Regions from separate parts of the Homo sapiens genome. Here region 2 is linked to region 1. The links are chromatin contacts, found by Hi-C or POLR2A ChIA-PET in ENCODE. All regions are on one chromosome and are shown on one strand. The core of a region is the stretch at or near the end of the contact, and the rest is flanking DNA. Distances in the headings are between cores, read along the strand shown.

Evidence for each region. A loop is a pair of places that touch in the nucleus more often than their neighbours do. ChIA-PET counts read pairs that join two places held with the same protein, here RNA polymerase II (POLR2A). Pooled maps may share reads with other maps.
Region 2: a loop to region 1 is called in a map of gastrocnemius medialis, with 5 times the contacts of the local background. The contact joins the promoter of MIR193BHG here to the enhancer-like site in region 1. A Hi-C loop is called at or near these places in 29 of 168 maps with a recorded cell type or tissue (B cell, GM11168, GM12878 and 22 more), 37 of 37 single-sample maps with no recorded cell type and 25 of 50 pooled maps. POLR2A ChIA-PET finds 5 or more read pairs at or near these places in 8 of 52 experiments (A549, AG04449, GM12878 and 5 more).

What each region holds. Positions count from the first base shown.
Region 1 is chr16:14,395,932-14,402,302 of GRCh38, forward strand. No RefSeq gene overlaps it. Among named protein-coding and RNA genes, the nearest start is that of LINC02130, 29 kb to the left of the region's middle. Within about 2 kb of position 3,445, at least 16 of the 41 ENCODE cell types and tissues checked have a DNase peak (open chromatin) inside an H3K27ac peak, as active enhancers do; they include GM12878, HCT116, IMR-90 and 9 more, where a contact is called at or near this core.
Region 2 is chr16:14,298,798-14,305,168 of GRCh38, forward strand. It overlaps MIR193BHG (MIR193b-365a host gene), which reads left to right and starts at 2,584. Exons shown (of 2, transcript NR_170633.1): 1 at 2,584-2,734. MIR193B (microRNA 193b) reads left to right here and starts at 5,170; the gene lies at 5,170-5,252. RefSeq lists silencers at 3,228-3,717, 4,002-4,162, 4,068-4,307, 5,261-5,310.

The DNA.
Region 1 (6,371 bases), core at 2,195-4,694:
CCATTATTTGTGGATTCTGCATTTGCAAGTTCACCTACTTATTAGAATGTATTTGTAACCTCAAAAATCAACACTCGAGGTACTTTCAAGGTCATTCACAGACATGTGCAAGTGGCAAAAAAATTTCCACTGTCTGAGGGGCATGTTCCCAGCTGAGGTTTCAGAAGATCTCACACTGCCTTCCGATCTCAGCTCTCACATCGCAAACAAGTATCCTTTTCATGGTCTACTTAGTGCCAAATTTTTCCCATTTTTGTGCTTTCTGCGGTCGTGTCGATGTTAAGAATGACCCCCGTGTGCAGTGAGAGCAAGGCAGGAGTGACTACGTTACAGAGAAAACACATGTGTTAGAGAGGGTTTGTTCAGGCATGCGTTAGTGCTGTTGCCTATGGACATGTATGTGTTTAATTATTTTTCTTTTCTATTTTTTTTTTTTTTTTGAGACAGAGTCTCACTCTGTTGCCCAGGCTGGGGTGCAGTGGTGTGATCTCGGCTCACTGCAAGCTCCACCTCCCGGGTTCACGCTATTCTCCTGCCTCGGCCTCCAGAGTAGCTGGGACCACAGGCGCCCGCCACCATGCCCGGCTAATTTTTTGTGTTTTTAGTAGAGACGGGGTTTCACTGTGTAAGTTAGCCAGGATGGTCTCGATCTCCTGACCTCGTGATCCGCCCGCCTCAGCCTCCCAAAGTGCTGGGATTACAGGCATGAGCCACTGCGCCTGGCCTATTTTTCTTTTTGACAGAGTCTCACTCTGTCGCCAGGCTGGAGTACAGCAGCACAATCTCGGCTCACTGCAACCTCTGCCTCCCGGGTTCAAGCGATTATCGTGCCTCAGCCTCCCGAGTAGCTGGGATTACAGGCACGCGCCACCACTCCCAGCTAATTTTTGTATTTTTAGTAGAGATGAGGTTTCACTGTGTTGGCCAGGCTGGTCTCAAACTCCTGAGCTCAAGCCATCTGCCCACCTCAGCCTCCCAAAATACTGGGATTACAGGCATGAGCCACTGCGCCCAGCCAACATGTTCGATGTTAATGAATCACTTATATATTAAATAAAGTGTCTACAGAGAAACTCATAAAACCAGGTTAGGTATTGATCTGTTGATGAAAATGTGTGACCAGAGGTTTGTAAGAACTTAACCTGTATTTCTCCCTAGGAGCAATGGCTCCAGATCCGCTAATTCAGTGTTTGCAGAGACTTTACCACAAATAAGAATCCACTATGTGTAATGCGTGTCATCTACCATTCCTATTACGAAGGTGAGAAACAGGCTTGGAAGACTTCCCTGGCTTTCCAAGGTCATAAGGCTAGCTGTCCTCCGACATAGGACTTGAGCCCGAATCTGAGAATGATAGTTCCACAGCTCCTGCCCCAGAGTCCAGGTATCCGGAAGCACTGGTGGTGGGGTTGCTGCTTAACAGCTCTGCCGGGCTGCCTGCCCCACTCTCCAAACACCCATGTGGCAGTAAGGAGCCTCGTCTGTCCCCTGACCTGGCCACTGAACAGGTGCAGGCAGAAGGCAGGGACATGGGTAGAGGGGCAGGCAGGCATGAGATAAGACCACCTTATCCAAGACCATCTGCTAGAGATACAGGGGCAGAAAAGAGCCCAGCAGGTTTCTGGCCACCCTGTTGCTGATTACAGAGGGTGACTCATGGTCAAGGGAGGCACAGAGAGGGTAGGGTCTGAACCCTACCCTGCACCTGCTAGCTGTGACCTCAAGCAAGTCCCTGGATGCCCCAGTCTCTGTTAACTTATCTGTGAGACTGGTGCTAACTCCACCTCTTTTTTTTTTTTTTTTTTTTGAGATGGAGTCTTACTCTGTCGCCCAGGGTGGAGTGCAATGGCGCAATCTCGGCTCACTGCAACCTCCGCCTCCGGGATTCAAGTGATTCTCCTGCCTCAGCCTCCCAAGTAGCTGGGATTACAGGTGCCCGCCACCATGCCCAGCTAATTTTTGTATTTTTAGTAGAGACAGGGTTTCACCATGTTGGCCAGGATGGTCTCGATCTCTTGACCTCGTGATCCACCCGCCTTGGCCTCCCAAAGTGCTGGGATTACAGGCGTGAGCCACCGCTCCCAGCCTAACTCCACCTCTTAGAAGAGCCAAAAGGCACACCTGAGAGAGTTCATCTTGAATTTAGGTGGTTGAGCAAGCACAGCGATTTACTTGAGCCCACGAGCAACCTCTGTGAGAGATGTGAGCCTCATCCCCGTCCATTTCACAGACCAGGAAGCCGGGGCTCAGCACTGGTGCCCACAACGAGCCAGGCCCTCCCCACTGCCCTGCACCTTCCTCCTGGACTGTCGTGTGAGCACGGGGTGGGGGTGAGACAGTGGGGTACCTAGACCCCTGGAGGACAAGGAGGAAGACCAGAGGGGGCCCTGGTCTCTGTCACAACCCCCCCCTCTATTGCCAGTTTCTCACTAAAGTGAAGATACACAAGACTAGGCACAGCGTTGGGTCTGTTCATTCTGCAGATTCTACAAACATTCATCCATCACCCGCTATGGACCAAGCACTAGGTTGAACCAAGTGATACACGGATGCTGGTGCCAAAAAGGTAACAGTACAACATGACTCAGAAAGAGCTACATGTGGGGGCTTGTGAGGCCAAATGCGAACACATCTTCAAGGAACACAGAGCACTGTAGCAGTTTCACTGGCAGAACCAGCACATTGCCTTGGAGGCCACAGTCCATAGGGCCATCAGGGGTCCCAAAGTCACATAGCAGAGGGCAAATGAGGGGAACCAGGGTGTGGAGGAAGGCATCTTCCAGAAGAAGGGTCAACAAATTATAGCCCACAGGCCAAATCTAGCTGCTCCTTGATTTTTTTTTTTTTTTTTTTTTTTTTTTTTGAGACAGAGTCTCGCTCTGTCACCCAGGCTGGAGTGCAGTGGCACAGTCTCCACTCACTGCAAGCTCCACCTCCTGGGTTCACGCCATTGTCCTGCCTCAGCCTCCCAAGTAGCTGGGACTACAGGTGCCCGCTACCACGCCCAGCTAATTATTTGTATTTTTAGTAGAGATGGGGTTTCACTGTGTTAGCCAGGATGGTCTTGATCTCCTGACCTCGTGATCCGCCCGCCTTGGCCTCCCAAAGTGCTGGGATTACAGGCGTGAGCCACCGCACCCGGCCTGATTTTGTAAATAAAGTTTTATTGGCACACAGCCATACCCCCTCATTTACATATTGCATACGGCTGCCTTCCAGCTACAGCTGCAGCCTTAAGAGTTGTCATGGCCCACGAGGCTTAAAATATTTACTATGTGGCCCTTTATGGAGAAAGTATGCCCACACCTGTTCTGGAAGATCAGTTGCATGAGGTTAGAACTTTGTCAGTTTCATGCTCTGCCATCTCCCAAGCACCCGTCACAGTGCCCAGTCCAGAGCAGATGCTTATAAAGTGATGGGAGGCTGCTTGTATCACATTCTAATTCTGTGACCATGAGCTAGTTAAGTACTTATTCGAAAATGCATCCTCCGATCAAGTGGGAAGGAGTCCAGCCCCACCTCCAGCCCTTGACAACACAATGGAGAATAAGGAGGCGCAGCCCTGTACCCCTTTCTGGTCTCCTGGCCCCCGGGTAGCTCATCTCCTGCCCTGCCCTTGGTGTCCTGGGGCTGCCCTGCAAGCCTAGCCAGGCCTGTGAATCATCAGGACTGACTCACTGTCTAAAAATACATATTGTCTCATGTTGGCGGGTGCTGCTTTGATCACTGTTTGCACTCAATCTAGTCTTTTTCTGCTTGACTTTGAGGTCTTTGTGCGCAAGGTCTGGGTTTTCGCCACTCTGAGTCCCCAGGGCCAGGTTCCTGTTGCAGCCTGGAGCCGGAAAAGAATCTGGGAGGAAGAGGTTGGGTGTTGGGGCCAGCAGACTAGGGGACGACAGATCCTGCCCTGCCACTCATTTGCTGTGCAACTCTCAGCAAAGCACCCAACCTCTCCGAGCCCTCGCTTCCCCATCTGTGAAGTGGGGATCATAAGGCCCATCCTGCAAGGTGGTTTCCGCGGTGAAAATAGAAAACGAGGCCTGTTCCTACAGCCTGTGTGTCTTGGGAGGAACTGCTCATCATCTGTGATCCTTTTTTACCTGATTACGGGAAAGGGGAGTGATCTGCTCACTGACCCCCGGCTGGGCTTTTCCCTGCCAGTGAAATCATTTGAAATTGTCCAAGGAAATCAGGAACCTGAGCCGACGCAGAGTCACCGAGCTTGGTGCCAAGCACTGGGGGAGCTCCAGTTACAGAAAACAAGTGGAATCCACAGGCCCCGGGCTGAACGTGGAACTAATTTGGGAGGCAATGAGAAAGAGCGGAACATAACGCGGAGCCCGGGAGGCAGGTCTGCCCTGAGTCAGGACGCCATCCGGGGGGGTATCTGGGGCCCCTTGAAATTTTCAAGGTCCTGCTTCTGAAGTGGGGAGAGCCGGGACATGATGGGGACCCACTTCGGAATCTCAGGATGGCTGTGCAGAGACTCAGGGCACGGGCCTGGGGTCGGAGCAACTGCAATCACATCCTGACTTGCCCCCTCGATGCTGTGTGACCCGGGGCCTGTCGCTTCACCTCTCTGAGCCTCAGCTGCCGCATCTGTGAATGTACGATCTAGGGATCCCTCCCTCAGAGGGCTGCTTCATAGAAGGCTCAGTACCATGCCAGGCACGTAAGCCACTCTCAGGAAATCAGACATGTCGAGACATGACATCGGGGGTTGGGGGCAGCATTAGAGGAGCAAAGACCAGTAACGTCTCCCCCATTCATCTGTTCGTTCAGCAGATACTTAAGAACATGCAACCTGTGCCAGACTGAGGAACACAGGAGGGAACAAGACAGACCTAGCCCCACGCAAAAGGAAACAAATAGTGTGTACCTAATTGCAATCATCGTTTGAAGGATAAGAACAGGGTGCTTGGATAAAAAAATAACTGGGGCGGGCTAGGCATGGTGGCTCACGCCTGTAATCCCAGGACTTTGGGAGGCCGAGGTGGGCGGATCACCTGAGGTCAGGAGCTCGAGACCAGCCTGGCCAACATAGAAAAACCCCATCTCTACTAAAAGATACAAAAATTAGCCAGGCATGGTGGTGGGCACCTGTAGTCCCAGCTACTGGGGAGGCCAAGGTGGGAGGATCGCTTGAACCTGGGAGGTGGAGGTTGCAGTGAGCTGAGACCGTGCCACTGCACTCCAGCCTGGGCAACAGAGTGAGACTCCGTCTCAAAAAAAAAAAAGAAAAGAAAAAGTAAAAGTAAAGAGACAATGCACCCAAAATTTGGATAGATGGAAGGATAGAGGGATGGATATGTGATCACTCAAATTTAGTAAAATGTTAGTGAGTTGATGTTGCTGTTTCAAAATTTTCATAATAAAATGTTGGGGGAAAGTAACAAAACCAAGAAGAAAAAGAGGTAGAAACAAATTCTTTAACAGCTCTCTTTTCCTACGGAACACTGTCCAGGTGCTTAGCCGGGCAGCCAACACACAAATCCTTGCCTCACGCCCCAAACTCACTCTAAGTGTGTAGCCCTGGGCACACCCTCAAACCTCTCCGAGGCTGCAGTCCTGGTCTCGTAGGAAGTGAGAGGCCATCCTCCGGGAGAGGCAAGGCTGAGATGCACACAGTTGTTTTCAGAGCAGCAAGGCCACTTCGGCAACACCCAGAGCTTAGGGAGGACGTGGTCAACCAGCCTTTACTGGGGCCTGGGAGACTCCCCACTGACACAAACTCCCTTCTGGTTTGCACTGGGGACGTTCAGTCCCTTGGGTTATGCATTCACTGGTCCAATAGATATTTTCTGTGTGCCAGGCCCTGCACGGGGCACTGTAGTGTGAAGTCTGTCAGGTTCTTCCCTTTAAAGAACACCCCCAAGACACAGACAGATCCAATCCAGTGAGACACACACTCCGAGGGAGCCAACTCCAGCCTGGATAGACGCCAAGCCCCACAGCCAGGCTTCAGACTGACTCCCGCCTCAGTCCGGAACCTCAGCACAGGAAGGACCCTCGTGTCAGGATATCCAGGCCCCGCCCCAGCCCAATGGCCCCTGCCCCTCCTCTATGAACTAGCTTGAGCTCCCCGCCCTCTGGGGACAGAAGCCCCCCAGTGAGTCTGCTGCAGTCACAACAAAAGGTAATGGGGGCCAGGCGCGGTGGTTCACGCCTGTAATCCCAGCACTTTGAGGTTAAGGCGGGCTTATCACTAGAGGTCAGGAGTTTGAGACCAGCCTGGCCAACATGGTGAAACCCCATCTCTACTGAAAAAACAAAAATTAGCCGGCAGTGGTGGCGTGCACCTGTGATCCCAGCTACTCAGAGGCAGGAGAATCGCTTGGACCCAGGAGGCGGAGGTTGCAGTGAGCCGAGAT
Region 2 (6,371 bases), core at 1,334-3,833, 98 kb before region 1:
TTCAATTGCAAGATAAAGGTCGGGCCCTGGCTGCCTTTGGTGGCCTGGTTTTTCCTTCTGCACCTGATCCAGGTGTCCCAGAGCCCAGGCAGGGCCTGAACTGGAGAGATGAGGTGAGCTTCCAAAATCTTGTGGCTCAGGGCACAGATGTGGGTGGGGGCAGCACCTGGAGGCCCCCAAGGCAGCACTGCTGCAGCTATTTTAGTTCCCCAGAGGGGCCGGGCCTTTGCACATGCGGTGCCTGCTGCCCCGACTCGATCCCTCCCACCAGCCCTGTGTATTCTTTTTTTGAGACAGAGTCTCGCTCTGTTGCCTGGGCCGGAGTGCAATGGTGCGATCTCGGCTCACTGCAACCTCTTACCTTCTGGGTTCAAGCGATTCTCCCACCTCAGTTTCTGGCGTAGCTGGGATTACAGGCACGCGCCACCACGCCTGGCTAATTTTTGTATTTTTAGTAGAGACGGGGTTTCACCATGTTGGCCAGGCTGGTCTCCAACTCCTGACCTCAGGTGATCCTTGGCCTCCCAAAGTGCTGGGATCACAGGCGTGAGCCACTGTGCCCGGCCCCAGTGTTTTCCTTTTTCACAGTTTCAGCTCAGACATCCCATCCTCCAGGTGACAGCACCAAGCTCACCAATCACTGTTGCCATGTACTCCTACAGGTTGTCTGTCTCAGGCAATCCCGCTAAAAGTCCTATAAGGCAGGCCTTGTGACTCCTACTTTACCAAGGAGGAAACAGAGGCCCAGAGAGGCGAAGCAGTGCCCGGGGTCCCCCGAGCTGGCGACACGCAGCAGGGGGAGACACAGCCGCTCTCTTTCAATGCAGCTTGCAAGAAGAGCCGGTGAGGATACTGCAGGCTGGATGGAGACAACCCCTGCAGGAAGGGCCAGGGTAGGACACCCCCAGCCCAGCCTCGCTCTGTCGCGGTGCCCTGGACCATAACGGCAGCGAAGTGCTCACCTGTTGACTCAAGTCTTTCCCTGAGACGTCTAGTTCCTCAAGGGCAGGGACCTGTGCTGTTTACCACCTTAGCTCTGGGGGCTCTAGCAGCAGCTCTGTGCCTGGCACACAGAGGGCCAGCAGGTGTTAGTTCCATGAACAACTGACCTCTAAGCTTCAGTCTTTTGTTTTATTTTTTATTTTTATTTTTGAGACAGAGTCTCACTTTGTCGCCCAGGCTGGAGTGCAGTGGCACAATCTTGGCTCACTGCAGCCTTCGCCTCCCGGGATCAAGCCACTCTCCTGCCTCAGCTTCCCAAGTAGCTGGGACCACAGGTGCTCACCACCACACCCCATTAACTTTTTTGTATTTTTAGTAGAGACGGGGTTTCACCACGTTGTCCAGGCTGGTCTCAAACTTCTGACCTCAAATGATCCACCCGCCTCAGCCTCCCACAGTGCTGGGATTACAGGCATGAGCCACGGTGCCTGGCCTAGCCTCAGTCTTTCGATCTGGAAAATGGGTAAGTTCAGTAAGTTACTATTCTTCATGTGCTTAGGTCTCGGGGTGGGGGGGAATGGGGACTGTTATTATCAGTGATCAGCTGTTGCCTTTTGTGCTACATTTCCTCTCCAAGTTGCTATTGGAAAAACCATCCCAAGGTCCCCCGTGCCCCACCGACCCCGGGTCCAGAGTGAACACAGCCTTCCTTGCCTCCCCTAGAGCAAGGAAGAAATCCCTCCAGATTTCTGGAATTAAGGCCCAATGAGGAAAAGGGGACATGAGCAAGTCCTGTGCGTCGGCTGCAAGATAAGAAAGATGACCCATAATCCCAGCACTTTGGGAGGCCGAGGCGGGTGGATCACCTGAGGTCGGGGGTTTGAGACCAGCCTGGCCAACATGGTGAAACCCCATCTCTACTAAAAATACACAAATTAGCTGGGCATGGTGGCGCATGCCTGTAATCCCAGTTACTCTGGAGGCTGAGGCAGGAGAATCGCCTACACCTGGGAGATAGAGGTTGCAGTGAGCCGAGATCGCGCCACTGCCCTCCAGTCTGGGCAAGAGGAGTGAAACTCTGTCTCAAACAAAAAAAAAAAAAAGAAAAAGAAAGAAAGAGGATGGAGAGGGCAGGGACACCACAGGCAGAAGGAGAGGAGGCCAGCTCGCTCCCCTTGGCTGGGGTCCCTGGGACCTCCTCTGTGGCATCAGGACTGCCCGCTAAGTTGGGTGGTGTGTTTTATGAGCGTGACCTGTGTTGGCCAACAGAGGACAGCAAAATACATTTTTTATGATCCTGGGAGGTTCAGGCCAGTCACGTTTTCGCGCAGAGAGGCTGGGCGGTGGAGAGGGACAAGTCATGTCTCAGTTATGTGGATTCTCTTTGCGAAAGAGGGGCCACTTCTGCAATGGATTTGGGGGTCCCTGGGCAGGGGTGTGGGGGTGGGGGAAGATTTTAGGAAGGGGATGAGCTGCTGGGGGGGGGCATCTCCCTTACTGCGGGAAATGAAAAGTATTACAGCTATGGCTGGTGAGAGTGTCAGCACCAGAGGCCAGATCTTTGCCAGGTGGAGGGGACACCCTTGTGCCCTACCCCCAAGTTCCAGCACCTCTCCAAGAGCCCTTAGCCCCGGAAGCAGCAACAAAGTGACATTGGACTGGGGAGGAGGAAGCACAACTTTATTTTCTGGCCCGAAGCTGGGTTGGTATTTGGGGGAGTTCTTGGGAACACAGTGTGTCTGTGCAATTTCAACCCTGGGGGATCCAGGGGACTCCAGCCATTCCAGAGGAGGTGAGAGACCGTCATGGGGTGGGTGTAAGAGGCTTGGGGAACCTGCCTGATGCTGCTCCTACTTTTACTGTTTGTTCACGGGGGTTGTGTGTGTTTGTGCGGCGGGGGAAGCGGGGGGTGCTGAAAATTGGGGGAAGGGCCAAAAGCGCCAGCTGGCATTGGCACTGGGTGTTCCCGAAAGAGGGGGACAGACCGGGTCTGAATCTTCAGTGGATGCGCCCCTAGCTCCCGGATACCTCAAGCGCCTTTGGAGGACTCCAGCACGCCCCTCGGGAGGGAAGCCCGGCCTCGGTTCCGTCTGTGGGCTGCGGTGGTACTGGAAGTGGGGACTCTTTCCCCCTCCTCCGTGCCCCCTGTTTGAAGCACCCCGGGCTCTGCCCCCCGCCCCCAGGGTCGAGGCTGACGTCGCCGCCGCATTTCTAGGAATGCCCCTATCCGCTGACTATATTTGGCGAGCGTTTCTAGGAAGGCGCCCCCCCACCCCGGCCCCCGCCCCCACCCCCACCCCCACCCCCACCCCCACCCCCACCCGGGCGGGCGCGCTAGGCTTCCAGGCTCTCGCCCTCTCTGCCTGGCCGGGGAGGAGCCGCCCCGCCGCCTGGGCCGCTGCCGCCGCCGCCTCCCCAGCGCGGCCAACCCCGGGCCGGCCCAGCCCCCGCCCCGGGCCGGCCATAGGGCGCTGGGGGGTTGGGGGGGGCGGGGGCGCGGCTTTGTGGCGGCAGCGGACCGTGGAGGCCGGGTGCAGCCCCGTCGGCTGCGCGCTCTCTGCAGAAAAGGATTTTCTACGCTCCCCGCCCATCACTTGGATCTCGTCTGGGGAGGGGCGGATTTTTTTTCTGGAAGTACCCTTCTTCTCCACGGTGGAGGATTTAAGGCTGGGCTCCAATCGAGGCGGAGGCTGCAGGGCCCGCGGGGCGCCCCCCGCCCGGCGCACGCCTGCCCGGAGCCCGGGAAGGCGCAGCCCTGGGTGGGGGGGCCCGTGCACCCCCGGAGGCGGCAGCGGCGGTGAGTGCTCCCCTTCTTCCCGCCTGGCACCTTCCGCCAGCCAAGGCAGGGATCGCGGCAGGTGGGTGCCCAAGCCCCCAGGGCCGAAGGGGTGTGGGGCGGCTGTCTGCGGGGTGGATGGGAACGGGAGAGGGGAGGTGGCGGCGGGGGAGCGCGCGGTTCTCTCGGGACTCGGCGCGAGACGCTTGTCTGGGCTGCGATTGCCGCCGCTGCCGCCACCCCGGCTCCCCCTCGGACCCCTCCCCCGCTCCCCAGAGGGGCGTGTGAAGCCGGGAGGTAGGAAGGGGGCGAGGCCGCCCCCAGCCTCCCTAGTGCCTGGGCTTGGAAATTGACGAGGCGGTGGAGCGTCCGCGTCCCCGCCCCCACCCCGGAAAGCCCGCTCGGGAAACTGACTCGCTGCGTGACCCCGATCTCAATGCCGCGCGCGGAGCAGGCCGGCCGCGCCCGCCGCTCCACGTGCGCCCGAGCCCCGCTGGCATGGGCGGCGGCGCCTGCGGGGGCCGGGCCCCGGGGATCCCGGACTAGCCGGGAACCACCGTCCCCAGAGAGTTACCGCCGCCCCCTAAAGTTGTCAGCTCCCTCCCCCCGAGAAGCAGGCAGCCCTGGCGCGTTGGCTTTAGCTTCTGCAGGACGGGGGCAAAAAAACTAGGTTCCGGGGTGCGGAGCGGGGTGTCTGTGCCCGAGACAACACCAAGTTAGGAAAAAGAAGTTAGAAAAAAAAAGAAAAAGGCATTTTGATTTGGGGGTGGGGGGAGTGGCGTTTCTGGTTTCTCTTTGCTTCCAATCCCCACCAAGCGGAGCGTTGGAATGCGCCGCTTATGTCCTCTGAGGACACATCCATATTTATAATTTATTTTTAGGAGAAGTTGTGAAAAAGGGAGGGGGGTTAAAATGAGGAGAAAAGGTGCGTGGGGGAGTGGCCTTTCCAGAACCTAGAGGCTAATTAAGCTATTAAAATGGAAATCATTTCCCCCAACTTGGGCGCGCAGCAAATTTGACTTTAATGAGAGACGATTAAGGACACAAATAACCAAACTTTATTTAGCTGGAGATGGGGTGGGGGGAACTGTACGAGGCACCTCGGACACCCGATTTATCCGCTGCTAAGGGACGTTTGGGGCACCCCTCGTGTTGTCCGGGAAGCTTTTAGGCCTGTTTGCTGGGCGAGATTGGTGATTGCTCCGGGAGGGAAGAGACACCCCGGGATCAAGCGATCCTCTTGCCCTCAGCCATGGTGTGGCAAATGTCCCCTCCTCCCACAGCGACCCCCTGGCATTTTGGTGAGATGAACCGCCGCCCTGAGGGAACACCCAGTAACGATTCCTTCAGTGATCCCGGTTCTCCAAACTCTTGCCTCAAAGGCGGCCTGCCCCGGTGCTGTCAGCCGTGAATGGGGACTCACTTCTTGGGAAAAGAGGCTTTTGGAGGCTGTGGTCTCAGAATCGGGGTTTTGAGGGCGAGATGAGTTTATGTTTTATCCAACTGGCCCTCAAAGTCCCGCTTTTGGGGTCATTCTGGACAGCGAGGGACTCAGGCCCCGGCAGTCTCGGGAGGGTGAGGGCAGAGAGCTACCACCCCCAGGGAGCGCGTCCAAAACCCGGCTGGCGGGGGGGCGGGGAAAGAGGGGGAGGTTTGCTACTTTCCATAAAACTAAAAGGTCCCTTCGAGGGCGGTATTCTTATAAGTGTGTGTTCTCAGTTTGCCGAACCTACTGTGTTTTCCAAGGGCTTCTCTCCTTGGGAGGCCGAAAAACGATACAAGGAGGAGAAAGTACATTCCCCCTGACCACCCCCACAGTGGTTTAAGGGACAGTATTGGATTGGAAAGGAATTAGTAGGATGTCAATTGTGGCAAAGTGTTTGAAGCCCCCAAATAAGGCGCTCCTGAAATGATGAATTGTAACGACATTAGATTTGTCTTTACGTTTGCTAAATTAGGAGAAACCAGCTGTTTGCTTCCACCTGGAATTGCAACATTTCTTTGCAACTCTTTGCTGTTGAAGGCGTTCTTTTTGTTCTGTTTTGTTTTGTTTGTTTGTTTGTTTGTTTTTTGGGGACAGAATCTCGCTCTGTCCAGGCTCTGACCAGGCTGGAGTGCAGTGGCGCGATCTTGGCTCACTGCAACCTCTGCTTCCCGGGTTCAGGCGATTCTCCTGCCTCAGCCTCCCGAGTAGCTGGGATTACAGGCGCCCGCCACCACGCCCGGCTAATTTTTTTGTATTTTTAGTAGAGACGGGGTTTCACCGTGTTAGCCAGGATGGTCTCGATCTCCTGACCTCGTGATCCGCCCACCTCAGCCTCCCAAAGTGCTGGGATTACAGGCATGAGCCACTGCACCCAGCCAGGCGTTTTATAGAAGGCTGGATAATACGTTCAGGGGAAGTCTCTAAAGCAAGGGTAGTGTGTATAAATCCCCGTCGCAGAACATTAACCTTCAGTTGTGTGTACACACACACACACACACACCCTATATAGTTGTAACCTATATAGACTTTCACACATCCTAAGTTATTTGCAAGTCTAGATTTAAATTAAGTCTACATAGCAGGGAATAGAAAAGTGAGCTGTACCTGGAAAAAACCTTTGAACACAGCGTTCTTGATACAAGATTTAGGATTTGAAAGACATGGCAC